Regions from separate parts of the Homo sapiens genome. Here all the other regions are linked to region 2. Evidence: chromatin loops called from intact Hi-C (ENCODE). Cell type or tissue: ascending aorta. All regions are shown on one strand. Links, peaks and the distances in the headings refer to the core of each region. The heading gives the core; the rest is flanking DNA. Region 1 overlaps CSMD2 (CUB and Sushi multiple domains 2). Region 2 overlaps CSMD2 (CUB and Sushi multiple domains 2). Region 3 overlaps CSMD2 (CUB and Sushi multiple domains 2).

Evidence for each region. Hi-C counts contacts between places; a loop is a spot of excess contacts. Peaks named below come from ENCODE experiments on the same cell type or tissue, not always from the same donor. Only the 100,000 strongest peaks of a DNase experiment are listed, where the experiment ranks them.
Region 1: it touches region 2 in a loop (4-fold over the local background); 5 of 110 quality-filtered maps call a loop at or near these places.
Region 3: a loop joins it to region 2, with 4 times the contacts of the local background. A loop is called at or near these places in 5 of 110 quality-filtered maps.

What each region holds. Positions count from the first base shown.
Region 1 is chr1:33,898,038-33,908,111 of GRCh38, reverse strand. All of the region lies in intron 5 of CSMD2 (CUB and Sushi multiple domains 2), which reads left to right. Among named protein-coding and RNA genes, the nearest start is that of CSMD2-AS1, 34 kb to the right of the region's middle. In ascending aorta, for the core only: no CTCF peak of the experiment used is centred there; a DNase peak (open chromatin) is centred at 5,077; H3K4me3 peaks cover 304 bases; H3K27ac peaks cover 2,322 bases.
Region 2 is chr1:33,982,629-33,992,702 of GRCh38, reverse strand. The region is part of intron 3 of CSMD2 (CUB and Sushi multiple domains 2); the gene reads left to right. Among named protein-coding and RNA genes, the nearest start is that of CSMD2-AS1, 120 kb to the right of the region's middle. In ascending aorta, for the core only: no CTCF peak of the experiment used is centred there; DNase peaks (open chromatin) are centred at 6,122, 6,842 and 7,372; H3K4me3 peaks cover 314 bases; H3K27ac peaks cover 2,874 bases.
Region 3 is chr1:33,887,157-33,897,230 of GRCh38, reverse strand. All of the region lies in intron 5 of CSMD2 (CUB and Sushi multiple domains 2), which reads left to right. Among named protein-coding and RNA genes, the nearest start is that of CSMD2-AS1, 23 kb to the right of the region's middle. In ascending aorta, for the core only: no CTCF peak of the experiment used is centred there; a DNase peak (open chromatin) is centred at 3,680; H3K27ac peaks cover 3,598 bases.

The DNA.
Region 1 (10,074 bases), core at 1,128-9,127, 84 kb after region 2:
TTTCTTTTTTTTTTTTTTTTTTTTTTGAGATGGAGTCTTGCTCTGTCAGCCAGGCTGGAGTGCAATGTCACAATCTCGCTCACTGCAGCCTCCACCTCCCAGGTTCAAGTGATTCTCTTGTCTCGGCCTCCCGAATAGCTAGGACTACAGGCACATGCCACCATGCCCAGCTAATTTTTGTATTTTTAGGAGAGATGGTGTTTCACCATATTGGTCAGGTTGGTCTCAAACTCCTGACCTCAGGTGAGCCACCACGCCCAGCCCAGTCTGTACTTCTTTTCATCCTAGTTTCTCTTTATCCAGTGGCTGATGGGTGACATCCACAGACTCACCAGAGAGGCAGGATTCACACAAAAAACTAGCAATGACAGTCCGATGAAATGGCAAAATCACCATTTCACATATGGTGAAACTCAACAGTTCAAATTCACATATGGTGGATCTCAACAGTTTGGGTCATTTGGGGAGGGAGAAGGCAGAGTTTCTTTGAACAAAATGAGGTGGCTTCATGGACGAGGTAGATCTCTAGCATCCCTGGGAATTTCTCACCCAAGCTTCTTGAAGAGTGGTCTACACTGGCTACCCTCAAGTCTTCTCTCCCCATTCATTCCTTACCTACTTCACTCCCACTCTTCAACCCTCCAGCCTCCTCCTGAAATCACTCACATTAAGATGATGATCAAAGGGCCGGGTGTGGTGGCTCTCACCTGTAATCCCAGCACCTTGGGAGGCCGAGGTGGGCGGATCACGAGGTCAGGAGATCGAGACCATCCTGGCTAACAGGGTGAAACCCCGTCTCTACTAAAAATACAAAAAAAAAAAAAAATTAGCTGGGCGTGGTGGCAGACGCCTGTGGTCCCAGCTACTCGGGAGGCTGAGGCAGGAGAATGGCGCAAAGCCAGGAGGCAGAGTTTGCAGTGAGCCGAGTTCACGCCACTGCACTCCAGCCTGGGCGACAGAGCCAGACTCCGTCTCAAAAAAAAAAAAAAAAAAAAAGATAATCATCAAATAACCAACCCCACCCCTACCCCATTCCAAAGACTACCACTTCCAATTACCAATGCCAGAAGGCGTTTTTCAGGTCTCACCTTCTGGACATTTCTGCATTACTTTACACTGTCAGTCATTTTCTCCTCTGGGGGCTCTGCTTTCTGCTTGCCTCCATGCCACTCTTTCTGATTCTTCTTGGATCTCTCTGGCCATTCCTTCCGTGTCTCCTTTGATGTCCATTCCTTCTTGCTGTACTGCTCTGCTCACTCCACACATCTCCCAGGGTAGTCTTACCTGCTCTCAAGATTTCAGGTACTACCTATTTCCTCCCAAATATGGCTCCCTAGCCCAGCCTACCCACTGAGCCAGTCAAACTGTAGAGCCAGCTACCTGATGGACATCTCCACTTTGATGGACCACCAATATCTCCAACTTAACTTGTCTCAATTTTGCTCATAATTGACCCATAAAATCATCAGTCTGTGTCCTTTCCTAGTTTATGGTACCATTCCCCACCTAGTTATCCAGAAATCTGGGAATATCCCTATTTAATCCCTCTCTCTCACCAGCCACATTCAATTAATTGCTAAGTTCTCCCAATATACTGTACCTTTCCATCCTTTCTACCACTGCCTGAATTCAGCCCATCATCTTTTCTTCTTTGAGGGATGTAATAGCCTCCTTACTGATCTCCCAGCATCTTGGCACTGTCCAATTCATCCTCCTCACTGCTACGAGAATGGCTTAATTAAAATGCAGATCTGACATGCTAAGCCCCAGGCAAAAGCTTTCAATCATCTTCTGTTGTCTACAGATTAAAATTCAATCCCTTGATAGGGCACACAAGGCCCATCTGGATCTAACCCTTGCCTAAGTAACCACCCCAGGCTCACATCTTGCCACTTCCTTTTTTAAATTTTATTAACCCTAAAACTCAGTGGTATAACACCACAAAGATTTCCTTCTTGCTCATGTTACAGATTTGTGATGGACCAGTGGGAGTGGCTCTGATCCACATCATCACACATGTGGGTACCCAGGCTCGAGGGGGTTGCACCATATTCTAACCACACCATCTGAAATATGTGGCCTTCTTTAATACCATGACAGGGAAAATGAGTGGAGAATCCAGCATGGCTTTCCACCACTCTAGCTCAGATATGCTATACATAATTTCCAACTCATATTTCATTGGCCACAAACAGTCACACAGTCCAGCTTTGCTGCAAGGGAGCCAGGAAACGGGGATGAGCAGATGAGATGCTTGGTGAGCCGAGTTCTCTGCCACACCTCATGCTTCTGTAGACAAGATGCCGTGGTTCCTGTCAAAGGCCAGCCCTCTCCTGTACTCCAGAGCTCATCTTCCTCCAAAATTTCCCTACTATATGTATCTCCTTTTCCTTGCATTCCACAATTGTTCTCTCTATTGAGCACTTCTAACACCATAAAGGCATGTTCCAATATCTGCCACCTAAAATCAAAATAAAAACAGCACCCATCAAACCCCTATTACTCCATCCCACTCAGCTACCACGGAATGGCTCAGCCACTGCCAATTGCTGAGACAGTTCTTTCTCAGTTTCTGCCCTGCTTTGTCACTAAAACTGACCTTGCTAAAATTGACAGCAACCTCCAGGTTGCCCATTCCAGTGTCGTTTCTCCATCTTCATCTGACTCAGCCTCTTGGCAACACATGACACTGATCACCAGTCCTTCTTGAACTATTTCCTTCTCTTGGCTCCTATGAAACCATGTAGCTGGTTACCCTATGGCCATTCCTTCTTAGTCTGTTTTGCTGTTTCTTCCAACGTCCACTCTCTGTCCAGCCTTTATGCTTGGACTACCCAGAGGGTCCTGGGACTCTCCTCTCTTTTATTCTCTTTCCCAGCTAGCCCCAACAAATCACACATGGGCTTTCAATATCATCTAGATGCCAGTGGCTCTTGATTTAAATTTTCAGTCCTCAAGGGTCTTCTGGGCTTCATGCATATTAACAGGAATCTTAAAATGAACATATCGCTGGGCACAGTGGCATGTGCCTCTAGTTTCAGCTACTTAGGAGACTGAGGTGGGAGGACTGCTTGAGCTCAGGAGTTCAAGACCAGCTTGAGCAACATAGGGAGACCCTGTCTCTTAAAAAAAAAAACGGAAAAATATATATAACATAAAACCTATCGGCTGGACACGGTGGCTCATGCCTGTAATCCCAGCACTTTGGGAGGCCGAGGCGGGCAGATGATGAGGTCAGGAGATTGAGACCATCCTGGCTAACACGGTGAAACCCCATGTCTATTAAAAATACAAAATATTAGCTGGGTATGGTGGTGGGCGACTGTAGTCCTAGCTACTCAGGAGAATGGCATGAACCCAGGAGGTGGAGCTTGCAGTGAGATCGTGCCACTGCACTCCAGCCTGGGCGGCAGAGCAAGACTCCATCTCAAAAAACAAAACAAAACAAAACAAACAAAAAAACCTATCATTCCATTTTTAGGTGTACAACTTAGTAGCATTAAGCACATTGGCTATTTAGTGGTGGATAACACCACTATCTATCTCTAGTACCTTTTTTGCCTTCCCAAATGGAACTCCATGCCCATTAAAGAAGAATACCCAGAATAGTCAGATTCATAGGCAGAAAATGGAACAGTAGCGACAAGGAGATGGGCCGTCATTTCTTTTTAAGGCTGAATAATATTCCCTTGTATGTCTAAACCACATTTTGTTTATCCATTGATCTGTTGATGGACATTTGGGTTGTTTCCATCCAGTTTGGACTTCTCATCCCCTCCCCACTCATAATCTGTTCTCTTAGCCTTCTCCACGACCTCCCACATCTGTTTTCCTAAGAGGAAGCTGCTTCTGCCCATTTGGTTCCGCCAGCACCTTTGGGCTGCTCGGGGGCCTTGTCTCCCTGCTTCTACCCCTCTGTAATCCATTCTGCAGATGGCACCTAGAGTGACTTGGGTTTATTAATCAAATCATGTCTCCCCTGTTTAAAGCCTCCCAATGGCTTACTATCACATTTAGAATAAAATCCTACAAGACCCTACATTGTCCAGCCACTGCCTACCTGTCTGACTTCCCTCCTATCCCTCACTCACACCCATTCTCTGTGCTCTTCATCCTGTCCCTAGGGTGGGCTAAGCAGGTTCCCTGCTCGGGCTTCTGCACTAGCTGTTCCCAGGGCTTAGGATCCTCCTCCTTCACAGTCTTCAAATCTTCCTTCCAAGTTAAAAAAACAAAAAACAAAAACCACTGTTTTTTTGAAATATAGAGTTCAATGTAAATTTCCTATCTTTAGAAAAGACTTTCCCGTCCATGCAGCCTAAAGTAACCCTTGCTGTCTATCAGAGGATCTTGTTTTATTTTAAACATTCATCAATACCTGATATTTTCTTGCTTACTTACGTATTTCTTTTTCTTCTGTGCCCTTCCCCTCCCCTGCCATTGCCAGCAGAACCGTGACAAGCCCCTAATGTGCATCTTGGCACTTAGTAGGTATCCAAGGTTGGTTTGTTTGGAGGAGAGATCTGCTTCTGCCTTGCCAGTTACAATGTCCTGTGGCTAATTGCAAAGGTTAACATGGAGCCTCTCCACCAAGTATTTTAAGTAATAACCTTCCTGGGGGACATTTGCAAATTAGCACTGACTCTTGCTGATTACTCATCCTAAACTCAGTCTGATTAATAATTAATCAGCAAACTGCTTGGCCAGAGCGGGCTGATCAGTGCTAGAAAGGATCTTAAATTATGCAAGTCACTTGGCCAGTCTTTAAAAAAAAAAAAAAGCTCAGCAGTCGACAACAGAACTGGAGAGGTTTGATTGCAATGTGAGATCTCTCTCAGTTGTTTGTTTTTTCCTTTTTGGCTTTTTTTTCTTTTGACTAAGAAATCAATTAGGCTCAAACTTGCAACCTCAGAGAGAGACTGTGTAGCACAGAAATAGAAATGTGTTAAATATCACTTTCTTTTTGTTTCTTTCCTTCCAGAGAGTTTTGGTCTGTGAGGCAGAGGTTAAAATTAGCCAATTTGCTAAGCAAATGCCTGTCTGGCACTTGATGTCAATTTCTGCAGCCACGTCAGTTTCAGCTATTCACTCACTTCCTCTGAGCTGCAGTGCCCTGTGTCTGGCAGGAAGGAGGTGAGAGATTTGATGGGTACTGTCTGCTTGCCCACCCTGGGGTTGGGGTGAAATCAATTTGCCAGCAACCTGTCCCACCAGGAGTCCATATAGTGCTCTATGTCTCTGGCCTACAAAACCCAGAGAGACAGGAGGAAAGGCAATCAGAGGGTGATGAACAGGCTTCCCACTCTCAGGAGTGAACTTGGGGACCGCCAGGGACCCCTCTTAAGCCTTATCTGTAGCCTCCAGCCTCCAGAGCCAGTCCTGCATGTGGCTTTATCTTTCTTCTCTAGATACCTCTTCTGGTCACTGGAGATATGGCTGAGGGGGATACTTAGCGAAAGCTGAGGGGTTTGTGGACATTAATCTCCGGGCCAGAAAAAAAGGTGCAGGGATAAAGGGTTTAGTGCAGTCCATGCAACTCGGATCCTGATTAGAACCAGCAGGGTGACAAGGTGATTCCCCAGACCAAATAAGTCAGCATGCCCAGGGAGGGACCCAGGCATCGGTGATTTTTACAGCTCACTGTGGATTCGTGTGCACCAAAGAGGAGAAACATGATGTGATAGAGCATGAGAGGCTTTTGGGAAAGAGATTATGAAGGACATCAAAGAGTGAAGTAGAAAATGGGCTTTTCAGGAGTTGATTGTCTTTCTGGAAATAGAGGGACATCTCTCTATGTTGTGTCAGGCAGGGTAAGGGAAGAAGAGGCAGCCAGATGGGGCGGTTTCCAGGAGCCCTGCAGTTTCTGATCCATCTCAGTTACACCCCCAACTTTTAAAAAAAATACCCTGTGTTTCCTTTAAAAAATGCCCTCTAGGACTTATCCTGTGTTTCTCAAACTGGGTTGCACTGACCAACTCCCTGCTTCAGAAGACTTGCTTGAATGCTCTTTGGAAGAATGCAGATTCCTGAGCCCCACCTCTGTAAAATCATGGATTCCTGAGAATAGAACTCAACTAATTCAGTATTTTTAACCATTTTCCTGGGTGTTCTGAAATAGATTTAAGTTTAAGAGTTACCCTGGGCCTAAATAGAATACTTTCCAGAGTGATAATATAAAGGAAGTAGATTCTGCCCATTATGAAATGATTTGTCTTTTTATGAATTGATTCATTATTGAATTTCTCCCCAGTTATGTTTGACGTATAGGTTTGGTTATGGCTTATGCGTGAGTTTGGGCAAGCACATCTATTCCATAAAATGAAGCACATTGACTCCTAGTAAACTTTATTTATTTATTTCACAAATATTTTTCCTTGCCTACTCTGTGCCAGTTTCTGTGATAAGCTTTGTGATTACAATGCTGAACTAGGAAGTCTCAACCTTTCAAGGAGCTGCTAAAGTTTAGCCTTGAAGTCTAGTCTCACCTCCTTGTCTACCTGGTATAAGCCTGTGCAAGGGTCTCCCTCCTGAAACCTTTAGATGCATTGGGACCTGTGCCCTCCCTCAGCCCCACCCACACTGGGCAACCCCAGGCTCCTACGACGCACTGGCACAAGCCAAACTTTTCTAGAATACAGAGTCCTCCTCCCAACATGAACTCTTTCAGAGCATGGACTTGGCCCATCATCTCTGAATCCTCAGGGCTCAGTAGAGTCCTGGCACAGACAGGTGTAAAGATTTTCTGACAATTTGTTGAATAAATATAGCCTCTGAGATCTTAGAGTCTCAGCACCTTCTCACAGCCAACCGCATCTCACCAGCATCAAAGGGAAAAGCATATGGCACTTGGCTCACCTCGCCTGGTGTCAGAGCCCTTTGGCAACAGGACCAATGTCAAGATAAATAAACAGGCAAATATTCATTGTTTGCCTCTATGATTGAATTGAGGCCATCACATGTGTGGAATGCCATCTTGCCCCATTGGGTCTTCACCCCCAAGTTTGAGTTAGGTATTGGCATACCCATCTTGCAGATAAAGAAACTGAGCCTCAGAGACTTAGCTTCCTCCTCACCTACACGTGGTTCTCCCCAGCTGGGTTTTCCCATTTTGTTCCCTCTGCAGATCCTAGGCCAGCCACTCCAGGATCATTTCTCACCCTTAAAGTAGGCTTTGATGCAATCTGTCCTCTTTGAGTCTCTATCTGCCTTCCTCCTGCCTTAATATACCTTCAACAGTATAATCACTTTGAGAGCTACCATGTTTCAGGCACTGTACTAAGGTTTTTATATGCATGGTCTCATTTAATGTTTACAAAACTCTTTTTTTTTTTTTTGAGATGGAGTTTTGCCCTTGTTGCCCAGGCTGGAGTGCAATGGCATGATCTCAGCTCACTGCAACCTCTGCCTCCCGGGTTCAAGCAATTCTCCTCACCTTAGCCTCCCCAGTAGCTGGGATTACAAGTGCCTGCCACCACACCTGGCTAATTTATTTGTATTTTTAGTAGAGACAAGGTTTCACCATGTTGGCCAGGCTGGTCTTGAACTCCTAACCTCAGGTGATCCACCTACCATGGCCTCCCAAAGTGTTGGGATTACAGGCGTGAGCCATTGCGCCCAGCCACAAAACTCTTGTAAAATAATAATATTATCATAAAGAGATTAAGAAACCTGATGTAATATAGCTAGTAAGTGTCCGAGCCAGAAATTGGATCCCCATCATCTGGACTCTAAATCCTGATCTACCCCTCTTTCTCTTCTGCTCCTCTGGGATCTAATTCATTTTCTTTCCTGACACCAAGGAGGGCACCATGGAGCATAGATAGCATTTGGACTCAATGTTGGGTTCAAATACCAATTCTGCTACCAACTAATCGTGTGACCTCAGTTAACTTTCTGACCCTCTCAAGGCCTTTCATACAGTTATAAGAAATAATTGGGCACAGAAGACTTTGAACAGCCCCAGATTCCCAGCTTGTAAATCCAGCTTGTGTCCTTCTTCTGCCCTTTCATGGTTACAGCACCTGGAAGGGCTTTCCTCCCCTCCTCCCCTGCCCCTCTCACCCTGCTCCCAGAGCCTCCCAGCATATGCTCCGTGCAGACAGCTACACACAGCTTCTTTCAGAGGTTTAAGGTCCTGTGGGTCTTGGCCTCTGCAGTTGATAAGTCAGGGAGGCAGCTTCAGGCTGACCGAGGCAGAGGCCACAGCAAGAGGTTGTCATGTCTCCTTGGGCCAGGCAGCCCTGAGGTCCCAGGGCCATTTGGCAGTACCCTGAAGGGCACATGGGGAAAGTCGGGGTTGAACAATAATGGCTTTTACTCTTCTCTCACAGCAAGTCACTTAGCTTTCTGAACTTCAGTTGCCCTAGTTTTATAAGGCAGGTGATGGGTCCTCACCACCCTCACTGTAACCTGCTGGGAACATGCAGATTGGTGTACAGAGACCTCCTAATTTTTCACATATAAATCCAACCCCACAGATTCCCTTCCAGTGGGATCTGCCTCCTAAGGTGATTTTTCTGGAACTGAGAGGGTTTTAAGGAAGAAAATACAATTACTATGTGTAGGGTACCAACGACATGCCAGGAGTCTACACTGATTTTTCCTTTGTGCCTTTAAGCAACTCTGAGAACCCGAGACTCAGTGAGGTCATTTACCCAAGGTCACAGAGCTAGGAAGTTGCAGCCTGAAGCCAGGGCCCTTTGCCTCCCAACCTCTGCTCTTTCTGCCCCTCTGGATTTTGGAGGTTGGAAAGAGACCTTGGGTATCCTGGAGAGATGGCCCTGGGCCTATGCCATTGGCTTCAGCTTCTTCCCCCTGGGGCTGCTTTTGGGCCTTGGGCTGTGGTTGGTTGATGTGGGCTGGCTTCACAGATAGCCAGGCTCATCGAGGCCTTGGCTCCCACATCCTGCCAGCTCCCTAGATGCCAGCCCTGGTGAGCGTGGGACAGACTGCCATCAGCGTTCCCCTTTCAAGAGAGCCCTGTCAATGCAGATAAATGGCCCGTGTCATTTAGCCACATCCGTCACGTCCTTCTCGTTGCTGGTCTGTGGCCTGAGTTGTCCAGATAACCCTTTTCATTTAGTGTTGTCTTTATGGATGCCACAGAGGTCTCCGGGCAATGACAGCCCAGCCTTTGCACCGACCAGGAAGAGTCACAGGCAGGCCTGCTTCCTGACTTCTGTTTGCTGTCTGTTTGGCTCTCACAATTATTGGAATCTGTCAAGCTCCATCAAGTGACATTTTTCACATGAGGGCAAGTGTCCTTCAGGCCTCACTCTGAGCTGGGAATGACATCCTGGACGCTGACGTGGCCTCCATCTTTCCACCAGCGGTTTCCTTCACAGTTGCCAAGCTTCCTTCAGCCCTGGCTCAACAGTGCCCTCCTAAGCTTCCCCCTCAATGCCCTCAGTCCCTCTTTTTGTAATTACCCTTTCCCCAGCCCCACATTCCCCTGGTGCCTTAGCAAGTAATTACCTTCATAGGGAAGTTGACAAGTCTCTGGCGACTCCTAGCCCCGGCTGGAAAAGATTCATTATTCTGTGTCTGGAAATAACCAGCCCCATCAGCACAGGGGCTGAGATAACACCAGTGTAAAAGTTCTTTATTCAGGGGGATTAATTAGGATTCCTTATTAAAGATCCAATTAGGCAAAAGGGCATTTTTATCTGTGATAGTCAGCTGCTCCTATTTTTCTAAAGCTGTAACTCTTAAGTTTTTTTAAAAAAGGAAAAAGCAGGGGGTTGTGTTTTTGTCTAAAACAATTCACTCTTTCATTGTCAGCTATGTCTTCATCAGGATGTGAAAATAGATTTTCTCATTCAATTTGCAGTGCTTTATCTCTTCGGAGTCTGGCAATGACTCCACGATATCCCTTCAACAAGAACCGCAACTCAGATGGGCTGTTGGGGAGTGGGATGTTTGGTTATCATGACTGCAAGAGAAATAGTAATAGCATTTTTTAGCAACCTGACTCCATGAGCTGGCAGGAAATGCCATCTCTGCCATGTAATGTCTGTGTGACCTTAGGCAAGTCCCTTCACCTCTCTGAACCTCAATGTCCTCCTCTCTCAATCTAAC
Region 2 (10,074 bases), core at 1,395-9,394:
TAGAGACAGGGTTTCACCATGCTAGCCAGGATGGTCTCGATCTCCTGACCTCGTGATCTGCCCACCTCAGCCTCCCAAAGTGCTGGGATTACAGGCGTGAGCCACCACACCCGGCCGAGTTATCTAACATTTTATTGATGGACATTGAAGTTGCTTCCAGTGATCTCTGTTAAAAAAGCCATGCTAGGGCTGGGTGCAGTGACTCACGCCTGTAATCCCAACACTTTGGGAGGCTGAGGTGCTGAAGTGGGTGCATTGCTTGAGCCCAGGAGTTCAAGAACAGCCTGGGCAACATGGCAAAACCTCATCTCTACTAAAAATACAAAGAAGTAGAAGGGCATGGTGAGCCTGGTGAACATGGTGGCGCACGCCTATAGTCCCAGCTACCCAGGAGGCTGAGGTGGGAGGTCGAGGCTTCAGTGAGCCGTACTGTCATGAGTACCATCATCAATGCACTTTTATGAGCTTATATACGAATGTCTGTCAGATGGAAAGTGAGGAGTGGAATTTTTGCATCAAAGACTATGTGGGCTGTAATTTTGTTATTGTGAGACTGTCTTCTCCAAAGCTTGTTTACACTCCCACTAACCACCTGGGTTGATTCCCCTACCCTCTCCCAACATTAGATTTTATCAGGCTTTTTCATTTCTGCCAATCTGATTGTCAAATAATGCTATCTCATTGTTTTGATTTGCATTTTCCTGATTAGCAACACGGTGCCTCTTTTCATATACTTATCCTCCATTTGTGTTTGTGATTTTTTTTTCAAGTGGATTACCTGTTCATATCTCCTGCCCATTTTTTTTCTGTTGGGTATTTGCTTTTTTTTTATTGACTTGGACCACTTAATATATTCTTGGTATCACTGTGTTGTCCATTATATATGTTATGGCTGTCTTTTCCTACTCTGTAATTTGTATTTTAAGTTTGTTTTGAGGCCTATTTTATTGAGTCAGAGACAGATAGCTTAAATGACTTGCCCAAGGTCCCTCTGCCTAGAGCTGTTTTCTGACTCCCCGTGGTGTTTCACCAGATCCAGTATTCCTCTGCAGAACAGCAAGACCGTGTCTTCCTTTGGCTCCCTTTCAGGGGGATTTTTTAATTGCATGCACTCCTGGAGTAAGCTGACTTTGATCCTGTTGCAAAGCTGGCTGAGGCAGGGAAACCTATGACTATGGCTGTTGCTGGGTTCTACTCCACCTGTTCCATTTCTCTTCTCAATTTCGATGGAAGAATTTCCAAGATTTTCTAGCCCACACTTTCAAGTTCATGTAGGATGTACAGCGGTAAACTAAAAGGTTTCAGTGTTCTCTGGAACCCTAAAGATTCAAGGACTGTGTATCAGGAGCCACCTGGAATCAGGTTGCCAGATGTTCCAATTGGAAGTACAGGACACAGCCATGGGAGGTGGCTGATGCCTGTAATCCCAGCACTTTGGGAGGCTGAGGCAGGAGGATTGCTTGAGGCCAGGAGTTCCATGCCAGCTGGGAAAACATAGCAAGACCCTGTCTCTACAAAAAATGAAAAATATCAACCAGACATGGTGGGGAGTGCCTGTAGTCCTAGCTACTTGGGAGGATCGCTTAAGCCCAGGAGTTCTAGGCTGCAGTGATCTAAGATTATGCCTCTGTACTCCAGTCTGGGCAACAGACAGAGGCCCTGTCTCTAAAAAAGAGGAAAAAAAAAAAAACCCAAAACACCCAGTTAAGTTTGATTTTCACATAAATAACAAACACTATTTTACCATAAATATGTCCCATACGATATTCTATTATAAGTATGACCCATGCAATATTTACTTACACTAAAACATTATTCATTTTTATCCAAAATCAGATTTAGCTGGGATTGTATATTTTATCTGGCAACCCTAATCTGGAGGAGACAGGAAAGGGTAGGAGGTAACTGGGTGAGCTCAGTAGGCTCACCCCTGGCCTCAACCTAAGGCTGGCACTGTTTAAATGTCTTAGATTTTTAGATTTAAGAATGTAAGGTACGAAGAGATCAAGTGACTTGGCAGAGCTGAAGTTTGGATCAAGATAGGTCTGATAGAAGAGCCCATTGTTTTTCCCAAGTCCCTTGAGTTTGGGGTGACTGATTCTCCTCTTCATAGCCTCTCCCCAGGGTGTGGAAGAGACAGCCCCAGAGCAGCAAAGAGTGTGAGGAGATAGGCCTATCAGAACCGGGCTTTCCACGTGCAGAAAGTGTGGGGTGAGGGGAGAGTAATGTGTTTCGTGCAACACTCTCATCACCTTAAATGGGGTGAATCCTCATTAATTCCAATTAAATAACTGTTTAATTGGTTCTAACTCCATTTCCAGGAGTGAGCTCACAGCCCATGAATAGATCTTTGGACTTCTGACTACTACATATCTTACATTACTACTACATCCTATCACTTTTTTTGATACCTAGTCTAAATTTTTTTTTGAAATGGAATTTCACTCTTGTCGTCCAGGCTGGAGTGCAGTGGCACGATCTCAGCTCACTGCAACATCCGCCTCCCAGGTTCAGGTGATTCTCCTGCCTCAGCCTCCTGAGTAGTTGAGATTACAGGCGCAGGCCACCATGCCAGGCTAATTTTTTGTATTTGTAGTAGAGATGGGGTTTCGCCATGTTGGCCAGGCTGGTCTCGAATGCCGGACCTCAGGTGATCTGCCAGCCTCAGCCTCCCAAAGTCTTTTTTAAATCACTCTTATTGATATGTAATTAATATACAATAAAATACACCATTTTGGAGTGTACAGTTTGGTGCGTTTTCACAAGTTCATGCATCCATCTAGCTACCACCACAATCAAGACATAAACATCTCCATCGCCCCCAAAAGTTTCTTTGTGCCGGTTCTTAGTCATTCTCCTCCCATCCCTGACCGCAGGTAACTGATCTGCTTTCTGTCACGTCAGATTAGATTTGTCTTTCCTAGAGTTTCACATAGCAAAATCGTACAGTGTAATCATACAATATATACTCTTGTGTCTGACTTTTTTCAGTATAACAGTGATGAGATTAGTTCATGTGTTGTCATGTGTATCAGGAGTTCATTCATTTTTTTTACTGCTGAAAACTATTCAGTTTTATTAATATACCATAATTTCTTTATCCATCCAAATATCCTTTTGGTGAAAGTTTGGGTCATTGGTTTGGGGTCATTATAAGTAAACCTGCTGTGAATGAACATTGAAATATAAGTCTTTGTGTGATTATATGTTTCATTTCCTCTGGGTAAATTCTTAGGAATGAAATTACTAGGTTGTGTGGTAAGTGTATGTTTACATAAAATACTGCTCAACTGTTTTCCAAAGTAGTTATACCATTTTGCATTCCCATCAGCCATGTATGGTGGACATGCCCTTGCTGAAACTTGGTATCTTTATTCTTTTACATTGTAACCATTCTAATGGGTATGTGGTGGTATCTCATTGTGGTTTTAATTTTCATTTCCCTGATGGCTAATGAGGATAAACATTTTTTCACCTGTTTATTGACCATTTGGAAATCATCTATTCAAGTTTCTGCCCATTTTTAAATTGAATTATTTGTCTTATTAGTGAGTTATAAGATTACATATATATGTGTGTTTTATTTCTATATAATTCATATATATTAATATACTATAATTTGTTTATGCATCCATATATATATATATATATATATATATATATATATATATATATATATATATATATATGGAGAGAGAGAGAGATTTTTACCTGTCCCAAAGCCATGAAGGTTTTCTCTTGTTTTCTTCTGGAAGTGTTATAGTTCTAGCTTGTATATACACTCAGTTGTATGATTCCTTTTGTGTTAATATTTGTGTATGGGGTGAAGTGAGAGTTGAGGTTCATTTTTTCCCTGTGTGAATATTCAGTTGTTCTAGCATCATTGGTTGAAAAGGCTATTAGCAGATCGTATTTTGAATAAGATGCCGATACAACATGATTGATTCCCTATCAGCATCCCCTCCTTGTCTTAGTATTTTTTTTTTCCATCAACAAGTATTTGTTGAGTTTCTGTGACATGTCAGGTGTTGTTTTAATTGCTGGGCATCAGTCCTGAATAAAGTGGAACAAGTCCCTGCTCTCATGGAGACCGTGGCTTAGCCACAGGAGACAACAACTTAACCCAAAATAATAATAGTAGACCTGGCCCTAGAAAGATAACTAAAATAGGGTTAGGAAACAGAGAGTGGCAGGACATTCCAGAATGAAACAGAGAGGGCAACATTTCTAAGAAGACAGCGTTTGAGCAGAGACCTGCAGGGTGGGGGATGTGAGGGCCTGGCTCTCTGCAGATGGGCTGTTAAGGGGACAGACTGATTGCCAGAGCCTCCCATTCCCAGCCCAGCTTCTCAGACACTCCCTTAGGGGTCTACAGTTGTGACAAGGGCCCTCTGCAGAGCTCATGTGCCATCACATGTCACTCGGGTCTCCTCCATGTCCTGGCTACTCCAGCCACTGCTCACAAAGCTGCATCTGACAGCAGGGAGTGACTTTCGCAGATTTCACTCCTTCATTCATTTCTTTAATTAAAAGGTATGTATTAAGCCCAGTAAGTGTGCTTGGCACTGCGCTAGACTCTGGGGAGACAGAGATGAACAAATGAATGGACCTGAGTTACGGCTTCAGCAGGAGCCAGCTCAAGAAAAGTCTTAAATGCACTTGGTACATGAAGTGTTTGCTCTGCAGACAGGAGAGCTCCATGAATGGCTAAAGCTACTGGATTTGGGGGAGTGAGGAATGGGAGACAAGGAGAGTTTATCCTAGGAGACTGTTGCAATAGGTCGGGTGAGATATGATGCAGGTGTGAATTAAAGCAGTGGAGATGTGGGGGCTGGGAGAAAGAATGTTGGATGATCCAGGTTTCTAACTTGAACACAGGGGCATGGTGGTGCTACTGATTTTAGGGGACACAGGAGGAAGAGCAGGTCTGGAATAGGTGAGTGCATGGGTAAAGTGATGAAGAGTCTGTTTGGAGGCACGGCAAGGGTGAGGTGCTCCTGGTAGAAATGTCTAGGACTTAATTTCACTTGAAGGTCTGAAGCTCATGAAGGAGATCTGGGTGGGAGGTCAAGCCTTGCAATTTATCCACAGAGGAATTATAATTGACAGCAGAGATGGAAGAGATGCTCCTGGGAGGTATCTAAACAAATACTTGCTCTGTGTCAGACTTTTGCCTGGCGTGCTACTAAATGTTTAATATACTGGTTAGGACATTGAGTTCTGATGCCCAACTCCCTGGGTTAAAACTTTAGCAGTAGCACTTGCGAGCAGGGTGACCTTGGGCAAGTCAACTCAACTCTATATTCCTCTGCTAAATGTTGATAGTAATAAATTTACCTTCTGGGGTATTATGCGGATTAAATTATCTGGTATGTGTATAGCACATAGAATAGTGTAATACCATGTGATTGGTAAATGTTAGTTGATCCTAATATCCTTTAACATACCTATAGCATAGGGGGTATCATTACTTGTTTTATAGATAAGGGAATTGTCCAAGGTTATGGAATTAGGTAGTGGAAGAACAAGGACTTGAATGCAGGCCTGTGTGTCTCCAGAGTCTACCATTCAAGGCTGTCTTCTACTGGGGGATAAAGGTCTGTGCATTCATTGGCTACTTGATGAACTTAGCCCCTCTGGGCAGAGGGGTTCCAATGCCTGGCTAAGCCCCCATCCCTGCTGTGCCATCGGCCATGGCTAGTATCTTCTACCTGCAACCTGGAGCCAGCAGACCCTGCAGCCCCTCCTGCAAGCCTTACACACACACACGAGAAGGATGCTGCCTTTCTCACCTCCTCCAGATGCTTGCACCTACTGTGCCACATTGCAATCAGGGGCTGCATGTCCGTGCCTTGGTCCCAGAACAGAGGAGGAAAGGAGCCCTGGAGTCCATGCTGACAGAGGTCTGTTTACCTTCATGCCCAGTGCCCTGAGTTACGCTCCAGGTGTCCCATTTGGAGAAGAGAAGCTAGTCAGGAGCCCTGTCTGAGAGACTGTGGCAGCTTGGGGTTGAAGCCAGGAGAGCAGACTTGGAAGGACTTTAAGCTATTAGCAAATACAGCACAGACAGAGGCCAGAAGTTCTGAGAGGAACTGGGATTAGGGAACAGTCTGAGTCATGGCCTGGCAGGGAAGCATGAAGGCAGCCAGCTCTGGGGAGGGCACTGAGAACAAGCAGGCCCAGGCTGGATGCCTGGCTCTACCTACTCGCTCTGTCACAAGATTTCATGCTTCTCTGAGCCTCAGTTTCTTCAGCTGTAAAATGGGCATGGCAAGGATACATCCCTTCTAGGGGCAATGTGAGGACTCCTTGCTATGCCAAGGATGTTACGTGTTAGCTTCCCTTCCCTTCCCCTGCCTACCCAAGGAGGGAGGATTTCCTGCAGAAGGCAAGCTTTCAGCAGCGCTGGAGAGGTACAGAAAGACATGGATTGAGAGAGTAGAGGTAGGAGGGTGTTGCTGCAAGGGCCTGAGCCTTGTATCCCCAGAAGCCGGAGCTGAGTGGAAAGCTTCAAGGTGAAGGGATTATTGGGCATAAATATGTAAAGAGGAAAGGAACTGGCTGCTGTCATTCTAGTAATCCTGGCTGCTGCCAGCTCTGCGGCAGGCATTGGGCTGGACTGGGGTGGTGCCAAGGTGAATGAGGTGCCACCTCTGCCCTCAAGGAGCTCCCTGGGTTGGGGCAGTCAGACTTATTAATGGAGCATCTCCATCCAGGGTGCTAACTGATGCTCAGGGGTTGGACAAGGGAAACAGCTCAGAGCAGAGAGTGACTGCTCCTTCCACCAGAACATGAGTCGCTGTGCCCTGGCAGCCTGCGAGTGGACTGAGGCCCCATGCATTCCTCTAAGGGTGGGGCGATCAAAGAGATTCCAGGCCTCCGCTCTATAGACTGGAGGCTTGAAAGGGAGCACAGGTTTGTACCAGCAGGACTAAGCTTGGCAGTGCACCAAGGACCTTGACCTCCAGCCAGGGAAAACAAAGGCACAAGATCTACTGGGGAGCAGGGACTTTCACATACATTATCCTACTTAACCTCCTTAAAGTATTGAGTGTCCCTTTTTTATCCAAAGCCAAGAGAGGTTAAACAACTTACCTAGAGACACACAGTGAGCAAGTGGCAGCACCAGGATTCACACTCGGGTACGTTTCGACTCCACTGGCTTGATCTTTCCTACAAGCACCCTCCAAGCCAGCCCCATGCCTTCCCAACAGATGGACCACTTCCACCTCTCTGCCAAGCCCTGCAGACGTGGCTACGTCCTGCCTTCCTCCAGAGGAGCCTGGGCAGCCTCAGGGCCTGGCCCACCGCAGTCCCTCCTGTCCTCCCCAGCTGCCAAACCACTAATTAGTGTGCCTGGCATTGTTCCTCACAGTTTCCCTCTCACTCTCGCCTCCCCTAGAAAGCCTAGCTCCCAGCTAAATTTAGCTGTGACTACTTCCCAGGGAGGGGTGGGGTGGATGGGGAAGGAAGGCTAAGTCCTGAGTTTTGAGTCTCCATAGTGAAAGGGAGACAGCCCAGGGCTCCATCCCTCCAGGACAGCTTCCCCTCCATCGACCTGCTGGTGAAGCCTTGAAGCTGTGGCATTGCGTTACTGCACACACTTGGCTTGAATATGATGGATTCTGAGGTCCATGTACGATAGCAATGGGAACCGTTAACGCCACACGTCTGCCTTCATCAAAGCTGCCTTGTTTTCTTTGAGAGGTTTTATAATAAGCAATCATTACCCATTTGTGCAATACTTTTATATTAACATCACCTCTTTTATACACTGGGGTTCTGGGGTTCTGTGTGAGATTTCCTTCCTTCCTTCCTGCCTGCCTGCCTGCCTGCCTGCCTTCCTTCCTTCCTTCCTTCCTTCCTCCTTCCCTCCTTCCCTCCCTCCCTTCTCCCTTTCCCTTTCCTTTCCTTTTTCTTTTGACAGGGTCTCACTCTGTCACCCAAGCTTGAATGCAGTGGAAAAATCTCAGCTCACTGCAGCCTTCAACTTCTGGACCCAAGGGATCCTCTCACCTCAACCTCCCGAGTAGTTGGGACTAAAGATGCATGCCACCGTATCTGGGTAATGTTTTTACTTTTTGTAAAGACAGAGTCTCGCTATGTTGCCCAGGCTGGTCTGGAACTCCTGCAATCCTTCTTCCTCCACCTCCCAAAGCGCAGGCGTGAGCCACTGCACCCAGACCAAGATTTCTTTTGGGAGGGATTTGTTTTCTTAAAAAGCAAGTTTGGAAACCAGAGCTTCACACTTGAGTGTCTTGCTGCTTTGAGTGTGATCTGAGAAGCAGCTGCATGGGCACCCCCTGAGAGCTTGTTAGAAATGCAGAACTCAGCCCCCACCCCACACCGAGTGAAATAGAACCTGTTGCACTTTCAAGATCCACAAGTGATCTCTACACTGTTGAAGAAGCACTGCCTTAGTCTAAATCAGGATCACTGAGGAGCTTGTCAAAATGCAGATTCCCTGGCTTCCTCCATGAGATTCTGACTCAGGAGTAAGGGAAGGCCCAAGCTATGTCCATTTTGTCCTTTTTTTTTTTTGGTGGGGGGAGACAGAGTCTCGCTCTGTCACCCAGGCTGGAGTGCAGTGGCGCGATCTCGGCTCCCTGCAAGCTCCGCCTCCAGGGTTCACGCCATTCTCCTGCCTCAGCCTCCCGAGTAGCTGGGACTACAGGCATGCGCCACCACGCCTAGCTAATTTTTTGTATTTTTAGTAGAGACAGGGTTTCACCATGTTGGTCAGGCTGGTCTTTAACTCCTGACCTTAGGTGATCCACCTGCCTTGGCCTCCCTTGGTGCTGGGATTCCAGGCATGAGCCACTGCACCCGGCCTATGTCCATTTTTCATAACACCCCTGGTTATGGTGCAAGTCTTTCGTCTGCCCTGAGATGTTAATGTTCACTCTCGGCTAACAGCTTCAGGGAGGCAGGCTGCCCAATACATGCACAGAAACAAGCTTCCTCAAAACGTCTTTCTCTCCTTTACAGAGATCCTGTCCTCTGATGTCCCTGACCTCAGAGGTAGTAGGATGGGTGATGGGCTGGGGAGAAAGCATGCCTGTGACCTGCAGCTTCACAAGTTCTCACTTTAGCCTTGACCACCGAGACATCCTTCTGCTACAGGGAGAGATAGACTAAGACAGCAGACGTTCTGTGAGAACCAGGTCTGTCCCCAAGAAGAGGAAGTCTTGCAGATTACAGACCAGATCTGCAAATATTCCTGCAGACTCTTTGAAATTACTTTCTACATAACCAGTCTCCAAGGATTTGATGTCAGTTCTTTCCTCCCTTCTTGCCCGCTAGAACTTCCCACAGGGAAAAATGTTCCCAAGTAGAGAGATGCCCCAAGATAGGTGGCAAGGAGGGGAGAGGCAGGTGATTAGACCTGCTGCATTGCCCACATCCTTGAGCATGAGGCCATAAATAAGTTCTTGGCATCTGCTAAGTGCTCAAAAAATAATCATCGGATATTTTTTTAAAAAGCCATCTCCCACCTGGATTGTTGCACTGCCTTCTAAGCAGCTCCCTGCCTCCAGTCTCCCTCTGCAGAGGGCCCTTGTCATAACTGTAGACCCCTAAGGGAGTGTCTGAGAAGCTGGGCTGGCAATGGGAGGCTCTGGCAATCAGGCTCTTCCTGTAACAGCCCATCTGTAGACAGCTGGGTCCCCACTCCCCTGATCCTGCAGGTCTCTGCTCACACCCTGCCTTCTTAGAAGTGTTGCCCTCCTCATCTCACTCCCCTTTAATTCATCCTTCTTGGGCTCCTAGCCCTGCCATCCCTTGTTCTGAGTCCCTCAAGACTCCCTTGGACTCCTAGGGTCTGGTCCAAATGTCTTGGATGTACAAAGCCTTCACGAGCTGGGTTCTGCCTACCCCTTCACCCACATCTTTGCCAGCCCTCCCTGTGCCCTGTGCTCCACCAAGGCCACAGTAGATCCAGCGCCTTGAGGGTGCCATGCCCTTGCGGTCATCTCTGCCTGTGCACCTGCTGCTCCCTCTGCCAGGGATATCCTTTCCTCCACCAACTGGCAGGTCTCCTATAACCTATTCCAGGAGTCTCTTCACAGGTCCGTC
Region 3 (10,074 bases), core at 600-8,599, 95 kb after region 2:
AGCACCTGGCTCCAGCAGGATCTGAATCCACATAAACCCTACTTCATGTGGTGTTCCTCACCTGTCTGCCTGTCCTGGCTCCTCATTGCTTGTGCCTCAGTGCCTCAGTTTACCCCATAGAGGAGCCACTTTAGCTTCTGGTTCATCTTCTCACCTTTCCACAATACTGTTTTGGCCTGAATACCCTCTTTTACAGGCTTGCCCCCTGTAACCCTGCCCCCTCCACCACGGCCTCTGTGACCTTACCTTCTCCTACCCTCCCTCTTATTCCCTTCCCCAGCCACAATGGCTTCCTTGCTGGTCCTTAGATGCCACGCGTGCTCTTCCCACCTCAGGGCCTTTGCACGTGCTTTCCCCTCTGCTTGGAATCCTCTCCCCCTGAGATATCCACACATCTGACTCCCTCCCCTATTTCAGGTGCCACCTTTAAGATCATATGCACAGTGAGGCCTTCCCCAATCACCTATTTAAAATGGCAGATGCCTCCTCCCAGTCAGTAGAGTGTCTGCCCATGTTTGCTCCTTCTCAGCCAGATCCTCACACTTCAAAGTGTGCCTAGCTCATAGGGAGCCTGGAAGTTGGGAGTTCAACCCCTCTTCTTGGTTCCAGTCCTGAAAGCCCTGTTGCTCCACAGCCATCATTCTCCTTCGCCAGATGAAGAAACTGAGGCACAGGTGGGTGGCATGTGACTTGCCAAAGTCACCCAGGGAGTTAGTGTCACAGGAGGGACTGCTGGGGTAATCTTAAAACAATGGTAAAAATAGTTGTACTTGTGGGGTTATTTATATCTCTCTACCTGGTTTGCCCTGAATCTTGGTGTGACCTCACCAGGTGATGTCCTCAAGCTTCACCGAGGCCTCCAGTATGTGGCCATGTGTAAGACCCATGTCACAGAAACAAATGGTCCTACTGCAAAAATGTGCTGATGGAAGAGAACACAGTCTGTGCTGAGAACCAAGAAATCCTCTCCCCCTCGCTACTCCCCTCCTTACCCTCCTACCCCCTCTGCCAATTCCCCCATCAAATAATTCCTGATAATGAAGTTAGGATGATTCATTGGTTTTCTGATGAGCATGAATTCATCATCAAAATCTACATATTTCAGTCCCCTGATATGTGCTCTCATATTCCTAACCTGATTAATATGTAAAGTGCTTTATCCTGTGACTTAACAAAAGAAAACTCAGCTTGGATTTAGGGACCTGCAAGCCTCCCAGACTCTGGGGTTCTGGGAAGCGTGGGGAGATGCCACTGCTTCCGTCTTGGAGGAGATGACGGTATCTCATCAGGGACTGGGTCAAGGTGCCAGCAGGTGCTACAGTTGAGAGGGGAGTTGGTTGCTCAGGACCAGGCCCTGGGATGCCTGAGCACTGCGGCTTCAGACCCCTCATCCCATAACCCAGAAAGACCTGGCTGCAAAGTTGTTTAATATTCACAACCCCACAAACTCATGGGGGCTGGGAACAGCCTGCATCCCATGCCTAGGGACCCGGATGAGATGCGGCATCCCCCTCTCAGCCTTTCTGGAGGGCGGCCAGTGTAGCCTGCCACCTTTCTGCCAAGGCCACTTAAGCCATATCCCTGCACCAAGTCCCCCTGCCTCTCCAGAGGGCGGGCTCAAGCTCTGCATGAATGCCTCAAGCCGCGCTTCCCCAGCCACCACCCGTGGGGTGGCCCTGCTGCTGCTAACCTTTTGTCTTACCCATGATTCCCTCAATATAAGGTCCAGCCTCCCAAACCTCTGTCACTTCATCCACCATACATCCCCATCCGCTCTACTACCAATTTTGGCCCACACCTCCTTGGACTCAGACCATTTCCCAGTACCCCCATGTAGGGCCAATCCCTGCCTCTTTCACCCCTGACCCACAAACCCATACACCCTGCAGGCATTCCCACCAGGTGCTCTGTGCCTGTATCATGAGAAGCTGTTTGCCTAGAGGGCTCTAAGGTCAGATGTGGATTCAAAGCTCTGCTCCGGGATTTGGGGAAGCTATTTAACCTCTCTGAGCCTCGGTTTCTTTAGCTTTAAAACAATGCTATCAGGAATAATAATTTATATTTCTTAGGGCTGTTGTCAATTTCAAATTAGCATTAAGCAGAGAATCTAACATACAACATGTAGGTAACACTCAATAATGTAGCGATTATTGATATTCATCCTCATGGCCACTGACTGAGGTGGGCAAGAATTACTTCAATTTTTCTGATGTGGAAGTGGAAGCTCAAAGATGTTGGGGTTGGATGTGGTTGACAGGAGCAAAGCAGCACCTCTTCTCCACAGAAGTACCTGGGGCATCTTGGGGGAAAAGGATTTGGGACCCTGTGGAAGACAGGATACCTGAGAGGAGACTTGCCCTGCAGGAGATGGGGACCCAGTCAGTGACCCGGATGCCCCAACAAGACAGAGGTCCCAGAAGAGGGCTGCTCCTAGGCATATTATGTGTCTGATGCTGGAGTTCTTGCCCCTCTGGAACCAGGGTATTTTCCAAGTTTGGGTTCCCCAAAAGCAGGCCTGAGACAAGGGTTCAAGCACAAGTGTTCTATTAGGAAGCACAGGTGACACTAGCAGATAAGAGGGACATAATACAGGGAAGAGACTGTAGCTAATAAAGGGTGGTCATACCAGCTACCACAATGGGGGTCTGGGCCATAATCCCACAGGGACACTCTAGGAAACCCAGGTCTGCAGAACCCAGATCTTAGAATTATCCCACCCAAGGAATGAGGGAGCTGAGGTATTTATACACCAATTCCTGAAAGTCATTGAATGAGGGCTGCTCCTGAGGGGTTATTAACTCCCTAGCCCTTCCAGCCTGCTGTGCACATGGGCAAAGTGGCCTAGCATTGGGGGAAAAAAGCCTTCGAGCACAGGGATGCAGACACTGGGAGCTTGCAGTCAGCTGGCCCACTCTGAAAGATCGAGTATTACAGGAAGGACACTGGCACCACCTGCTACAGGTGTACGTGTATCAAAAGGCAGTGTTACTGACAGAGCTGTAACACTGGGGGCCTAGGCAGCTCTGGAGTGAGACCCAGCTCACTAAAAGTGACCCTTGGAAGGACCACCTTCCCTTCAGCCTTGGGGAGCCACTGAAATTTGAGTGAATCCACAGAAACCTGTGGTGTAGGCAGTGGTCCTAGCAAGCAGGCACAGAAAAAAAGAAGAATCCATTATCCAGGTGGCCCCATTAACAGTAATCCCCCTGTCCCTGTCACCACTGTCAGACAACAGCTGTAGACCCCACATCGGGATATGTTTGATCTCCTGCCCTTCTAGCAGGCTGCAGCCAGTGAGCAAGAGGACTGCCTCAAAGTCCAGTATCAGCCACCCCAGCATCCTGGAAAAAGGCATGGCTGCCTGCTAGCTTGGCAATTAACCATTGAGATTTGGAAAATCAGGGCTATGAAACTTACTTTGTATAGCCACAGAATGGTAAGTTCTGTGGATTTAGGTCACACACACACTCATACAAACCAATTATTCACTGGAATGCAAGACAGTCTGCTGTCAACATTCAAATATTTTTGGAAAGTTTGTATGTTTCTGGCTGTGCTCTGAGTGAAGTCGTGCTTATTTCACAAGTTGTAGGCTGGGAGATGAAGTCACAAAGAGCTCATGCATAGCTGAGCAGGAACTCCCACTTGGAGGCTTTATTTAGATGTGCCCCAGCATTCCCTCCATCGCTCTCTTGAACTGCCAGGAGAAGTTTCAGAGCTCAGCCTGGGGAGGAAGAAAAGGGCTCAGAGTTCAGATACATTCTTCTCTATGTAGGTGAAAGCTGCTTTGTGCTTCACTTCCCCATCCTTTCCCCTCTCCTATCCTCTGCCTGGAAGGCCCATGGGAAGAGGCCAGGATCTGGACTCAGATAAACCAAGTTCCACTGGGCAATCTTAGGCAAGTGACTAATCTTTCAGTGCTCCTAGCTGCAAAATAGATAGAATAGTGCCAAAAATTGTGCTTACGAGGTAAGTAGCACAGAGCAAGTACTCAATGATAGCCACTCCCCCTCCTTTCTTATAAGTAATTTTAGCTCCCTTTCTGTTTTAATTTCTTTCCCCTCCTCTTCCATTCAGATTGTACCAGGCAGAGCTGTGACCCAGATGTTTCTAGTGATGTGGGAATTGGATGGATGCAAAGCATGATGATCCATTCACAGTCATAATCAAGCATCATCAATTTATTATACAGATACTATTATGCTAGGAAATCCCATTAATCATTTTTGATAGGATAACATGAACCCTTTCACCAGACCTGTTTGCTCTTGAGCCTGTCTGCATTTGGTCATTCACCTCCTACGAATGCACTCAAGTTGGTGCTGAGGGCCCAGGGATGCCCAGCCTCACTTTCTGCTTCAAAGTCACCCAACCAGACTCAGAGGGAAAGAGAAATTATTTTACTGAATTTGCTTACAGCAAAAAGTAAGCAGAACTTTAAAAGAATAGAGAGTATTAGTAGCACAATTTGCAATTGCAAAAATAAGAAACCAACCTAAGTGCCCATCAACCAATGAGTGGATAAAGAAAACGTGGTATATGTACCCCATGGAATACTACTCAGCCATAAAAAGGAATGAAATAGTGTCTTTTGCAGCAACTTGGATGGAGCTGGAGGCCATTATTCTAAGAGGAGTAGCTCAGGAGTGGAAAACCAAATGCCGTATGTTCTCACTTATAAGTGGGAGCTAAGCTATGAGGGTGCAAAGGCATAAGAGTGATATAATGGACTTTGGGGACTTGGAGGAGAAGATTGAGAGGGGGTTGAGGGGTAAAAGACTACATATTGGGTACAGTATACACTGCTCAGGTGATGGGTGGACTAAAATCTCAGAAATCACCACTAAAGAACATGTCCATGTAACCAAAAACCACCTGTACACCCAAAAACTATTGAAATGAAAAATAAATCAATAATTTTTTTTAAGATTAAAATTTTTAATCCTATTTTTATTTTCAATTTAAAATATCCCCCCATATGAAATTAAATATGTCTGACATGGTGTCCTCCAGTTTGCCAAAAGCTAAATGACTTTAAATGCAAATTATATTTTATTGAAAAACTCACTAGTGTATATACTATAGTTGTCACAAATATACATATTTGTGACAAAAAATAAATTTCCATTTTTTTTTTGATGGTGTCTTTAGGGTTTTCTTTTTATTATTATTATTATTATTATTTTACTTTAAGTTTTAGGGTACATGTGCACAATGTGCAGGTTAGTTACATATGTATACATGCGCCATGCTAGTGTGCTGCACCCATTAACTCGTCATTTAGCATTAGGTATATCTCCTAATGCTATCCCTCCCCCCTCCCCCCACCCCACAACAGTCCCCAGAGTGTGATGTTCCCCTTCCTGTGTCCATGTGTTCTCAGTGTTCAATTTCCACCTATGAGTGAGAACATGCAGTGTTTGGTTTTTTGTCCTTGCGATAGTTTACTGGGAATGATGATTTCCAATTTCATCCATGTCCCTACAAAGGACATGAACTCTTCATTTTTTATGGCTGCATAGTATTCCATGGTGTATATGTGCCACATTTTCTTAATCCACTCTATCATTGTTGGACACTTGGGTTGGTTCCAAGTCTTTGCTATTGTGAATAATGCCGCAATAAACATACGTGTGCATGTGTCTTTATAGCAGCATGATTTTTAATCCTTTGGGTATATACCCAGTAATGAGATGGCTGGGTCAAATGGTATTTCTAGTTCTAGATCCCTGAGGAATCGCCACACTGACTTCCACAGTGGTTGAACTAGTTTACAGTCCCACCAACAGTGTAAAAGTGTTCCTATTTCTCCACATCCTCTCCAGCACCTGTTGTTTCCTGACTTTTTAATGATTGCCATTCTAACTGGTGTGAGATGGTATCTCATTGTGGTTTTGATTTGCATTTCTCTGATGGCCAGTGATGGTGAGCATTTTTTCATGTGTTTTTTGGCTGCATAAATGTCTTCTTTTGAGAAATGTCTGTTCATGTCCTTCGCCCACTTTTTGATGGGGTTGTTTTTTTTTTCTTGTAAATTTGTTTGAGTTCATTGTAGATTCTGGATATTAGCCCTTTGTCAGATGAGTAGGTTGCAAAAATTTTCTCCCGTTTTTTAGGTTGCTGTTCACTCTGATGGTAGTTTCTTTTGCTGTGCAGAAGCTCTTTAGTTTAATTAGATCCCATTTGTCAATTCTGGCTTTTGTTGCCATTGCTTTTGGTGTTTTAGACATGAAGTCTTTGCCCATGCCTATGTCCTGAATGATAATGCCTAGGTTTTCTTCTAGGGTTTTTATGGTTTTAGGTCTAACGTTTATTTAAGTCTTTAATCCATCTTGAATTAATTTTTGTATAAGGTGTAAGGAAGGGATCCAGTTTCAGCTTTCTGCATATGGCTAGCCAGTTTTCCCAGTACCATTTATTAAATAGGGAATCCTTTCCCCATTGCTTGTTTTTCTCAGGTTTGTCAAAAATCAGATAGTTGTAGATATGCAGCGTTATTTCTGAGGGCTCTGTTCTGTTCCATTGATCTATATCTCTGTTTTGGTACCAGTACCATGCTGTTTTGGTTACTGTAGCCTTGTAGTATAGTTTGAAGTCAGGTAGCATGATGCCTCCAGCTTTGTTCTTTTGGCTTAGGATTGACTTGGCGATGCGGGCTGAAAAAAAGAGCCCACAAAAAAAAATTTAATTTTAAAAGAATAGGCAGGGCACGGTGTCTCATGCCTGTAATCCCAGCACTTTGGGAGGCCAAGGCAGGCAGATCACAAGGTCAGGAGATCGAGACCATCCTGGCTAACATGGTGAAACCCCGTCTCTACTAAAAATACAAAAAATTAGCCAGGCGTGGTGGCAGACGCCTTTACTCCCAGCTACTTGGGAGGCTGAGGCAGGAGAATGGTGTGCACCCGGGAGGCGGAGCTTGCAGTGAGCAACGATCGCTCCACTGCACTCCAGCCTGGGTGACAGAGCCAGACTCCATCTCAAAAAAAAAAAAAAAAGAAAGAAAAAGAATATGTATATTCTTTTATATATATTTAGATCCCCACAAAAGCAGACGAGTATTATATTTTTTATTTCCATTGTAAACATAAAGCATGGTCATTAAAGAAAATTTAGAAAATTGAGAAAAACTGAATAAAGAAACTCTATGCATGAACATTTTGATTCATTTCTTTCTCTTTTTTTTATAGGTATGGCTTTGTTTTTAAAGAGCTGTGTTCATAGAGTATTGTGTGAGTGTGTGTGTATGTGTTTAAGTATATACCCACTTTTTATTATGAGTAATTTATACTCTTTGTGAAAAATTCAAAGCATACCTGAGAGTACAGAATAAAACGTTAAAGTCGTCTATGTGTTAAATCCCTACCCTAATTCCACTGTCTTCCCTAAGCATTATTAAGTTGGTCTATTAGCCTAGGCATTACACACACACACGCTGGCGCATGCACACACACACACACACACACACACACACACAGGATAGGAGGTGAAACATAAACATATTATTCTACAGCTTGCTTTTATTCTCTTAAATGTCTACGTTAAATATGTTTCAATGTCAGTATATATATATATGTCAGCCTCATTTTTTTTAACAATTTCCCTAATAATTGCATTTTTCACTATTTCAAATAATGTTATAGTTAACATCATCATGAATATACCTCAGTGCACATTGGAGCATTAATAGGATAGCTTTCTTTAAAATAGAATTTCTGGGTCAAAGTATACATTATTTTTAAATTTAGACTCTGCTAAAGTGTACTCCAGAAAGACTGTGCCAATTTCATGTTTCCATCAACCATGTATAACAGTGGCTATTTCCCTAACTCTTTTCCAAATTAAAGTTTTGTTTTTATCCATCTCAGTGGGTGAAAAACATTCCTCCAATTATTAGTGTAGTTAGTAATCTCTTCATATGTCCATGGTCACTTTTATTTTCTGGATTGCCTGTTCATATTCTCTACCCATTTTTCTATCAGGTCATGTTTGTTTTTCCTATTCATTTATAGGAGCTCTTTGTATATTTTTAACATGTATTAAAATCAATATATGTTGTAAAAAGGTTTTATCAATCAGTAGCATGTCTTTTAGCCTTACTTTGTTGTCTCTCACAGCATAAGTTTTATTTTGTGTGTGTGTGTTGAAATCAGTTGATCTTGGCCGGGCGCAGTGGCTCACGCCTGTAATCCCAGCACTTTGGGAGGCTAAGGTGGGCGGATCACAAGGTCAGGAGATGGAGACTGTCCTGGCTAACATGGTGAAACTCCGTCTCTACTAAAAATACAAAACAAAATTAGCCGGGCGTGGTGGCGGGCGCCTATAGTCCCAGCTACTAGGGAGGCTGAGGCAGGAGAATGGCATGTACCTGGGAGGCGGAGCTTGCAGTGAGCCGATATTGCGCCACTGCACTCCAGCCTGGGCGACAGAGGGAGACTCCATCTCAACAACAACAACAACAACAACAACAACAAAAATCAGTTGATCTCCTGATTTGATCACATAAAACTTCTCAGTTTTGTGTCTTGGTTAGGAATACCTTCCTGCTTGGAAATTATAGAAATAGTCTTCTCTATTTATTCTGGAACTCTCAGAATTTTTATATTTTACATTTAGCTATTTAATCTGTGTGAATTATATTTTTGTACGAGGTTTGAGCTATAGATCTAGCTTTATTTTAGTTATAAATGAATAATGAATTAACTCCAAACCTGTCCTTTCTGATTTGAAATAGTCCTTTCATCATAAACTGAGTTCAGCTCTATTCATGGTTCTACAACTGGACTTTTTCTTCTATTTTATTTCTCTGTTAATCTATTTCTGTGTCATAATTGTATCATTTGAATTTTGCCATAGCTTTGTAATAATTTTTGTTTTCTACCCAGAAAAGACCTCCTTCATTATTATTACTTTGAAAATATTTGTTGACAATTGTTGTGCGTTTACTTTTCCAGATGAATTTTAGAGTAAATTTTTCAGATTTCCCCCAAAGAAATTTCACTGTGACTTTCGTTGAAATTTCACTGAATTTGTAGATTGATTTGGAGAGAATTAAAATTTTTACAGTAAATATTCCTATCCTGGACGATGGTATGCCTCTTATTTTCCAGGCCTTTTTTAATGATCTTGAATAAAATTTTATAGTTTTCATCACATAAGTCTAGTGAATTTCTTGTTAGGTTTTTTTCCTAGGTCCTTTTATAGTTTTTATTGTTATAGTGAATAGGGCCATTTGTCACTGCATTTTTTTTCTAGTTGCTTATTGCTGGTAAATAAGAAAGCTATTGATTTCTGTACATTTCTTCTGTAACCAGCCATCTTACTGAACTCTCTCATCAGCCCTAATAGTTTTAAAGTTGATTATTTTAGATTTTCTAGATTAGACAATCATATTAGCTGCAAGTAATGTAATTTTATTTCTTCTTTCCCACATGGATGCTTTTTTTTTGGCTTCTTATATGACTACTGCCTCCAGAATTATTATATTAAAGAGGAGTGATAGGTTTGGCAGCTCTAGAATTTCTGAATAAGAGGGACTTAAAGGCAAGCATAGCTTTTACTAAATTCTATATTACAGATCAATAAAAACAGCAAAATTAGTTCTAGAGTTTTTTCTCCCATTATATAACATTAAGAAATTATGTGTTTTTCTTATTAAGTAGTGTTATTTTTTAAAAACTCTGGAGTGATTTGGAAGGAGCTGATAGAGGTTGGAGAGGAAAGTTCTCTAAATGGAAACCCAGTGGTTCTGTAACACCATCGCTTGATGAGGCTAAGTACAATTTTGTATCCTGATTATTCTGCACTTATAACATTAGCATTTTCTCTGTTATTATAAACCCTTGACCTCAAAATATTCATTAAGTGGATATATCACAGCTTACTTAACCATTCCTCTTTCTGTGAACATTTAGGCTGTTCCTCGTTGTTTATGTTATAAATATTGCTGCAAGGAACATTTTTGTGTGCAAAGCTTTTTTTTTTCTGAATTTATGATTATTTCTTTAGGAGCAATTCCCAGAATGAATATTTTTTAAGATACTTGATTCTTATTGCCAAATTGTTTTCTAAAAG